2 separate regions of the Homo sapiens genome follow, and region 1 is linked to region 2. Evidence: read pairs that join two places in POLR2A ChIA-PET (ENCODE). Cell type or tissue: A673. All regions are shown on one strand.

The links. ChIA-PET counts read pairs that join two places held together with the same protein. Peaks named below come from ENCODE experiments on the same cell type or tissue, not always from the same donor. Only the 100,000 strongest peaks of a DNase experiment are listed, where the experiment ranks them.
Region 1: POLR2A ChIA-PET joins it to region 2 with 5 read pairs; 2 of 35 experiments call an interaction of 5 or more read pairs at or near these places.

Annotation. Positions count from the first base shown.
Region 1 is chr3:128,295,160-128,299,159 of GRCh38, reverse strand. All of the region lies in intron 4 of EEFSEC (eukaryotic elongation factor, selenocysteine-tRNA specific), which reads right to left. Among named protein-coding and RNA genes, the nearest start is that of EEFSEC, 140 kb to the right of the region's middle. In A673, no CTCF peak of the experiment used is centred here; a DNase peak (open chromatin) is centred at 1,539.
Region 2 is chr3:128,057,350-128,061,349 of GRCh38, reverse strand. It overlaps SEC61A1 (SEC61 translocon subunit alpha 1), which reads right to left. Exons shown (of 12, transcript NM_013336.4): 6 at 1,139-1,248; 7 at 689-842. Among named protein-coding and RNA genes, the nearest start is that of SEC61A1, 6.9 kb to the right of the region's middle. In A673, no CTCF peak of the experiment used is centred here; no DNase peak of the experiment used is centred here.

The sequences.
Region 1 (4,000 bases), 240 kb before region 2:
CCTATGGAAAACAGTATGGAGGTTCCTCAAAAAAGTAAAAATAGAAGTACTATATGACCCAGCAATCCCACTGCTGGGTATATACCCAAAAGAAAGGAAATCAGTATATCAAACAGATATCTGCACTTCCATGTTTACTGCAGCACTATTCACAACAGCCAAGATATGGAATCAACCTAAGTACCCACTGAGAGATAAATGAATAAAGAAAATGTGCTATATGTACTCAATGGAATACTATTCAGCCATAAAAAAGAATGAAATCTTGTCATCTGCAGCATCATGGATGGAACTAGAGGCCATTATGTTAAGTGAAATTAGCCAAGCACCAGAAGACAAATACCATATGTTCTCACTCAAATGTGGGGAAGTGGGTCTCATGGAGGTAGAGAGTGGATTGGTGGTTACCAAAGGCTGGTGGGCAGGGGGATGGGATAAAGAGAGGTTGGTTAATTGTTACAGAGTTAGACAGAAGGAATAAGATCTAGTGTTCTAACGTACAGTAGGCTGACTATATAGTTAACAATAATGTATTGTATAGTTCAAAGTAGCTAGAAGAACTGGAATGCTCCTAATATAAAGAAAAGACAAATGTTTGAGGTGATAGATACCCCAATTACCTTAATTTGATCATTACACACTGCATGAATGTATCAAAATATCATATGTGCCCCCAAATATGTACAACTATTATGTATCTATTTTAAAAAATGGCCAGGTGTGGTGGCTCATGCCTGTAATCCTAGCACTTTGGGAGGCTGAGGCAGAAGGATTGCTTGAGCCCAAGAGTTTGAGACCAGCCTGGGCAACACATGCAGACCCCATCTCTATAAAAAACTTTAAAATCAGCTGGGCATGGTGGTGCATGCCTGTGGTTCCACCTACTCAGGAGGCTGAGGTAGGAAGATCGCTTGAGCTGGGGAGGTTGAGGCTGATGGCGCCACTGTATTCCAGCATGAGTGACAGAGACCCTGTCTCAGAAAAGCAAAAAACAAAAAACAGTGGTGTCATAGACTGGCACAAGGGAGTAAGAGAAGATGATCCAGGCATATGCCCCCATTTGTTCCAAGGGGAAAAGGTGATTTCTTGAAGCCTGTGTCAGCTTATCTGGCAAAATATTGCTGTAAACTGGGAGGATTCCCACTCCCTGCCTGAGGGCACATGTGATGCACCCTCCTTGGCTGTCCCAGGGCCTACTGACTGGCTTCAGCTCCTGGACTGCAGCAATGTGTGCCCCAGAGGCATCCAGGAAGTACTTGGAGAAGTCAGCAGGATTGGCCAGGAGCCAATGGACTATTTCAGCAAAATTGAGACAACTACCTAGTTTGAACCTAAGATTTAGGAGTGTGGTGAGAGTAGCTTAGGCAAAAAAGTGCCTAATTTTATAACAACATGTTGATATTTTCAATTTTTCAAAAAATATCTAATTTTTAGCATGGGAGAGCCAGTGGGAACAAGGCATGCAACTGGAGCCCAGAATCAAGGGCAGGCTGCACAAGACTCAAAGCTCTGCTGGAGCCCTCCCATGAGGCTATCCGAGACATGAGAATGAGGCAGGAAGCTCTGGGACATGTGGAGTAATGCAGAACTCAGCATGACCGTGGGGTCCACAGAAGGGTGTGTGCCAGAGTTCCACAACCAGACACTGCTCTCATAGCTGGGATTGGGCTGGGCTTTCCCACACCAGCTCCTTTCCTCCTGATGGCATCTTGACCCACAGGAAGTTTGGAAGGTTCTTTAATCTCTCCTTCCACAAAGGAAACTACAGCAGTGAGGTTCAGGGGCTCAATCCACAAATAAAGAAAGGGGCACTGGTAGAGCCAGTTCTCCGAAAGTTATCATCACACTTGATGGTAATCAAGAGAAGGGTAAGCATAAATCCTCGGCTAGACTTCTCCTGTGTTCCTTCGGTGAGCCCTCACAAGCTGTCCTCCCTTGGGGGACCGGGGCCTTCAGTTGGTGTTCCCTGTACACATCTCCCTGACCACCCCTCCCTCTCAGGCCCAAGTTGGCACCCCTGATTCTTACATGCTGTTCATCCCTGGTATGTGCCTATGGTCTCCCAAGAGGACGGAGGCCAGCTCTATGCTACTAACTCATCAGTGGGTACTCACCACCTCAGATATCATGCTTCTTTATTTACTCTTAACAGAAAGACTGCAGGGAGCTTTGCCAAACCTCTGGGACTCCAGAGGTCCCTCCCTGTGTGATGTAGAGCATGAGGTGCAGCTTTGGTATTGGCTAGCATTGGAATAGCATTGGCTACAATTCCTCTACCCCACTCCAAGATCACAACCACCTGACTGCCACTGGGGGCCTTCTGGCCAACACACGCAGAGTACTGACTGTAAGCCACACCTATGCCAACTGGGACAAATCCAAATCGTGTCTTTCAGGCCATCTCAGGGGCACAAAGGCCAATGGATAACTGCAGCAAGGTCACAGTGGTAGTCACATGCCAGAGAGACAGACGGAGGGGCATATGTGTGTAGCGTGGAGGGCAGGAAGGTCAGTGAGGAGGTAACCTTCGAGCTGCCTCCTGAGGTGCCCACATGGATATACCCCTGTGCGGATGACGAGGAGACACAGGCCCTGCAGGTCTGTGCATGGCCATGAAGGTGAGTATGCTGAGAAAACAGGAGAACTACAGTTTGCTTTATCAGTAGAAGAATGAGAAAAGCTGAGGCTACAGAGAAAAGCAAGGGCCAGCATCAGGATGGCTTGCAAATGCTGGACTTGGTAGGAAGGGAAAGAGGAGACAAGAAAGGCTTATGGGTGGCCAGGATGAGGACAGAGTGGCATTGGACTGTGTTAGCTACATGGGGTGGCCAGCTCAGACACCATCCTTCCTCCTGCCTCCACTCACCCTTTCTGCATACCAGGGACAGGAAGCCCCATCCTGCTGGTCATATTTCAAGATCCTACGTGGATTACGTTTTCCAAGAGAAGAGCTTTTAGGGTATTCCAACATCGGGACATCCTAGTGTGGGCTCAGGATGATGAAATCTCATGCTCTGCCAGGGCCCTCTCCCACCAAAGGCAGCCAGGCAAGCTCAGCTCCCAGTACCAGGGCCTGGATAATCTCTCACTCTCTATCCTTCCATCTCTTCTGGGATGAGCGGGTGATTTCTGGACCATGGTAACATGTGCTTTCTCAGGGGAAAGGTTAAAGCTGCCCTATAGGTCACTCAGTCACAAGAGCTGAGGCTGGGGCTGGGGACCAAACCCACCACATCACGCTGGAAAGCATTCCTTTTTTGCTTTTCTGCTAGTGCCTATGCACATACTTCCCATGGGGACTCTGGGCAGGAGGATGAATGGGCTGAGGAAGGTTCAAGAATTTCCTGGGTTCCCACCACCCCACTGAGACCCTCACATAAATGAGGAGAGCAGGGTCCAGGCCATGCTGGGGTGTCTGCCTCCCCAGCTGACTGCTGGGTCACCTGCTTGGGACTCTGGCAGGAAGCAGGCATGGAACCACGTGACTTCTCCCAAACTTGGGTCCTTCTCCATCTTCTCACCACAGTTCCAGCCCCAAGGAAGATTTAAAAAAAAAAAAAAAAAAGGAGCCTCAATTGTTGGAAGGCCCTGGAATTGTTTATTTTGTAAACAAACCAATGGCAATGAATTATGTTGAACTTTTAATAAGACACACATATCATACTAGGTCTGTATATTTGCCAGCAAAAAAAAAAAAAAAAAAAAAAAGTAGGGGGAAGTACAGAAAAATGCCTTGAAGTAAAGATCACAAAAGGGGTTTCCTGTTATGAGATACGGATGCATTTCCTTGACCAAAAACAGACTGATCAAAATGCCAAATCAAAAATTATGAAAACTACAAACAGGTGACAGATTTGAACTTGCTTCCTTTGCTTCCCAGGCCCCAAGAGGCAGCCAGAGGGCCATCCAGCTCCTGTAGTTGGACACCACCAAAGGCAGGGCTGAGGGGACATCGCACTGCTGCCAGTGTTGAGTAGAAAACATTTTGGGGGTGCCTGGA
Region 2 (4,000 bases):
ACATGCTGTTACAAGATTTCCACGGCACTTGGTGGATGTAGCACAGCATGCCAATGTTTGATACACATCTACCAGGAGCCAGGCATCATGTAATTTCATGTTGCTTCTCACTGCATCCTGGTAACCAAGATTCAGTGGTGCAGGAATCTGCCCAAAGCCACGTATGTATGACTAACAGGAACAGCCAGGATTTGAACGCAGGTGCTAAGCTCCAAGTTCAGGCCTTTTTCAGAAAGCTGCCCCTTGCATGACCAAGTGCTTTGGTTTAGGAATTTCATTTTTAGAAACTTATTCACTGAGAGCAGCTGCCAAAATATACAAAGATGAACATATGAGGACAGTCATGGTTTCAATGTTAACGATAAAAAAACCTGGAAATGACTTAACGTTGCTTTATCGTTGCAATATAAGCTTATACTGTGCTAAGAAAAGTGAGGCAGGATTGTGTATTCTGACGTGCCAAACGTCCAGGAGATATTTTTATATGAAAAGTGCAAGTTAGGTATCATCATAATTACAAGCCTATTTGTGTTTTTAAAACTTTGCAGATGGACCCAAACACCAGAAGAGATAAACCTAAAACTGACATTATTTTTCTGTGGAATGGGGGGATTTTTGTCTTCTGCTTTGCATTGCTCAATTGTTTTTGCTGAAAGCTGTCGCCACCAGGGGAGCACAGGGCCCTTACCTCGGCCAGTGTTGACAGTAGTGGGGCTGAATGCCTTCCATACGATGGTTTCACAGATGTTAGTTGCAATGAAGAGAGAAATACCAGAGCCAAGGCCATATCCTTTTTGCAGGAGTTCATCCAAAAGTAGGACAATTAAGCCAGCAACAAAGAGCTGTAAAAATTCAAAAATACAAGACTATGTGTTACTGCTCCCCACGGACATGGTTCCGTCCTTCAGTAATTGGGTTCTCTGATATAAACGCTGAAGACGGAATGAGATCACATCCTCAGCCCCAGAGAGCGGTCAGTAAAGCCTTTCTCTGCTGAATTCAGAGGGCTAACCCAGAGTCTTAGGCTTCTGCTTCCTTTCAGTAGGAGTTCCTTTTAGGTGTGCTTGAGATTCGTTATGTGAGAATTGTAGGTAAGTGTGAGGGGCTACTCAAAGGGAGATGTTAGCATAATAATTACCTGAATGGTGATTAGCAGGCAAATTCCAGCACCCATTTCAGAAGGGTCCCCATACATCCCGGTCATCACATACACGATAGACTGGCCGATAGTAATGATCATGCCAAATACTAGAATTGAAAGAAAGAAGTGTTTTCCAAGTGGGTCACTACACAGAACAAAAGAAACAATTAAGAAACACCAATTCAACGCCAGGCACGGGGGAGAACAAAGATGAAGAGCAGTGATACTACCTCCAAGGGGCTCGGCTGAGAACGCGCTAAACCATCACATCAGCAAAGTACATGATGAATCAAAAGCCTTTTAACAAAAGCACACTTCTTCTTTAGTTTTACCTTTTCCTAGATTCACTTGCTTTTTAGTCATGGGAGGAGTAAAAGTGAAACTTGGAAAATTTGTTCTATTCAAAGAAAATCAGGGAGTAGAACCTACTCCTGACAGCATCCGGAGACACAATCTGGAGATGTCACACCTGCAGCACCCAAACTCAATGTCAGGCACTTGGGGTCTCGATGGCTCAAGAGCTGAACTACAGATTTGGGCCACCTCTCTAGGCTCACCATCCAGGTCTGGGTCCAGAGGACAGAATTATTAGCTCTGGGGTAAAGTGATCCCTTCTCAAGTTTTTATTTAATGTGCTTTTAAAAGGAAAACCCCACGTACCATTGATTTGGCTGCTCTTCCCATTCCCTTAGGTACCAAGCTATTTTGGTCTAATAGAAGCTTTCCTTTTTTTTTTTTTTGAGACGGAGTCTCTGTCGCCCAGGCTGGAGTACGGTGGCATGATCTTGGCTCACTGCAACCTCCACCTCCCAGGTTCAAGCGATTTTCCTGCCTCAGCCTCTGGAGTAGCTAGGATTACAGGCACGTGCCACCACAGCCAGCTAATTTTTTGTATTTTTAGTGTAGACAGGGTTTCACTGTGTTAGCCAGGATGGTCTCCAACTCCTGACCTCGTGATCCACCCACCTCAGCCTCCCAAAGTGCGGGGATTACAGACATGAGCCACGCCTGGCAAAAGCTTTCCTTTTTGTAGGGTGTCTTCATTTCTTACAACTCACTCTATTTCACTGTTAGGCACAAGGGAATGGACACATTTGACAAGTTCCACAGTACTAGATGGGTCCTCTAAGTACAGTCTGACCTTCAGTTTCAGCTTTCCTATTTAATCTGTCATGTAAAATTAATTTTACTCCAAAGTGGCCATCAAATACAGTCCCTATTTGACTTTTTAAAAAGTGCTCCACAACAATTAGTTCTTAATGCAGGAAAACATTCAAAACATTGTGAAGACCAAAGAGAAAACAGCCAATTTGTGCTTGTACTTTTTTTGTTTTCTTAGTGTTTTTTGTTTTGTTTTAAGAGACAGGCTCTGTTGCCCGGGCAGGAGTGCAGTGGTGCACTAGCAGCCTCAAACTCCTGGGCTTAAGTGATCCTCCCACCTCAGCCTCCCTAGTAGCTAGAACTACAGGTGCATCACCACACTTGGCTAATTTGTTGTTGTTGTTTTGTAGAGATGGGGTCTCTCTCACTGTGTTACCCAGGCTAGTCACGAACTCCTGGCCTCAAGCAATCATCCTGCCTTGGCCTCCCAAAGTGCTGGGATACAAGTATGAGCCACCGCTCCCAGCCACATGTGTGTATTTTAGAATCCTAATTTTTATCTAAAACTGACAAGTTTAAATAGATGTATTTCTTGGCTGGGCGCTGTGGCTCACGCCTGTAATCCCAGCACTTTGGGAGCCTGAGGCGGGCGGATCACGAAGTCAGGAGATCGAGACTGAGACCATCCTGACTAACACAGTGAAACCCCGTCTTTACTAAAAATACAAAAAATTAGCTGGGCGTGGTGGCGGGCACCTGTAGTCCCAGCTACTTGGGAGGCTGAGGCAGGAGAATGGCTTGAACCCAGGAAGCGGAGCTTGCAGTGAACCAAGATCACGCCACTGCACTCCAGCCTGGGCGACAGAGTGAGACTCCGTCTCAAAAAAAAAAAAAAAAAAAAAAAAATAGACGTATTTCTCATTCAATTATCCACCATACTAATTTAAGACCTGTAAAACATGCTGGTGTAGGCGAAAAGATGACTGGATAGGAGACTGTAAATATCATTTCCTAATTAATGTTTTTCAGCAAACAGAGGCTAAATATGGCTAATTTTGATGACTAGTAATTGTTACTAGTAACACTTATTAGATATGAGGCAAATACCATTATTATCCCCATTTTTACAGATGAAGAAAGTGAAACATAAGAGCTATCATCTAACTTTTCCCCAGATCACAGAGCTGGTAAATTATACAGCTGGACTGACAGGATCACCTTTTCTTCAGTTAAATTCTTTTTTTTTTTTGAGAGAAGTCTTGCTCTGTCCCCCATGTTTGAGTGCAATGGCTTTATCTCGGCTCACTGCAACCTCTGCCTCCTGGGTTCAAACAATTCTCCTGCCTCTGCCTCTCAAGTAGCTGGGATTAAGGCACCTTGTCACCACGCCTGGCTAATTTTTGTATTTTTTTAGTAGAGATGGGGTTTCACCATGTTGGCCAGGTTGGTCTCAAACTCCTGACCTCAGATGATCCGCCCGCCTCAGCCTCCCAAAGTGCTGGGGGTTACAGGCGTGAGCCACCGCCCCCCAGTCAGTTAAATTCTTTTATAAAACACTTGCCAAATAACTACTATGTGCCAGGCATTGTGACAGTGATTATTTAATCCTTATGACAGCTCTGAAGTAGCCATTACTTCCTTTTAAGCAATAATGAAATGGTGGCCAAGGGTGCTAAGACCTCCAAGCTCTGATCCTTCTCCTCCATTACATGGCCTCAGGGGCACTCCAGACACTCTCCCCTGCCTTGCCCAGCCCAT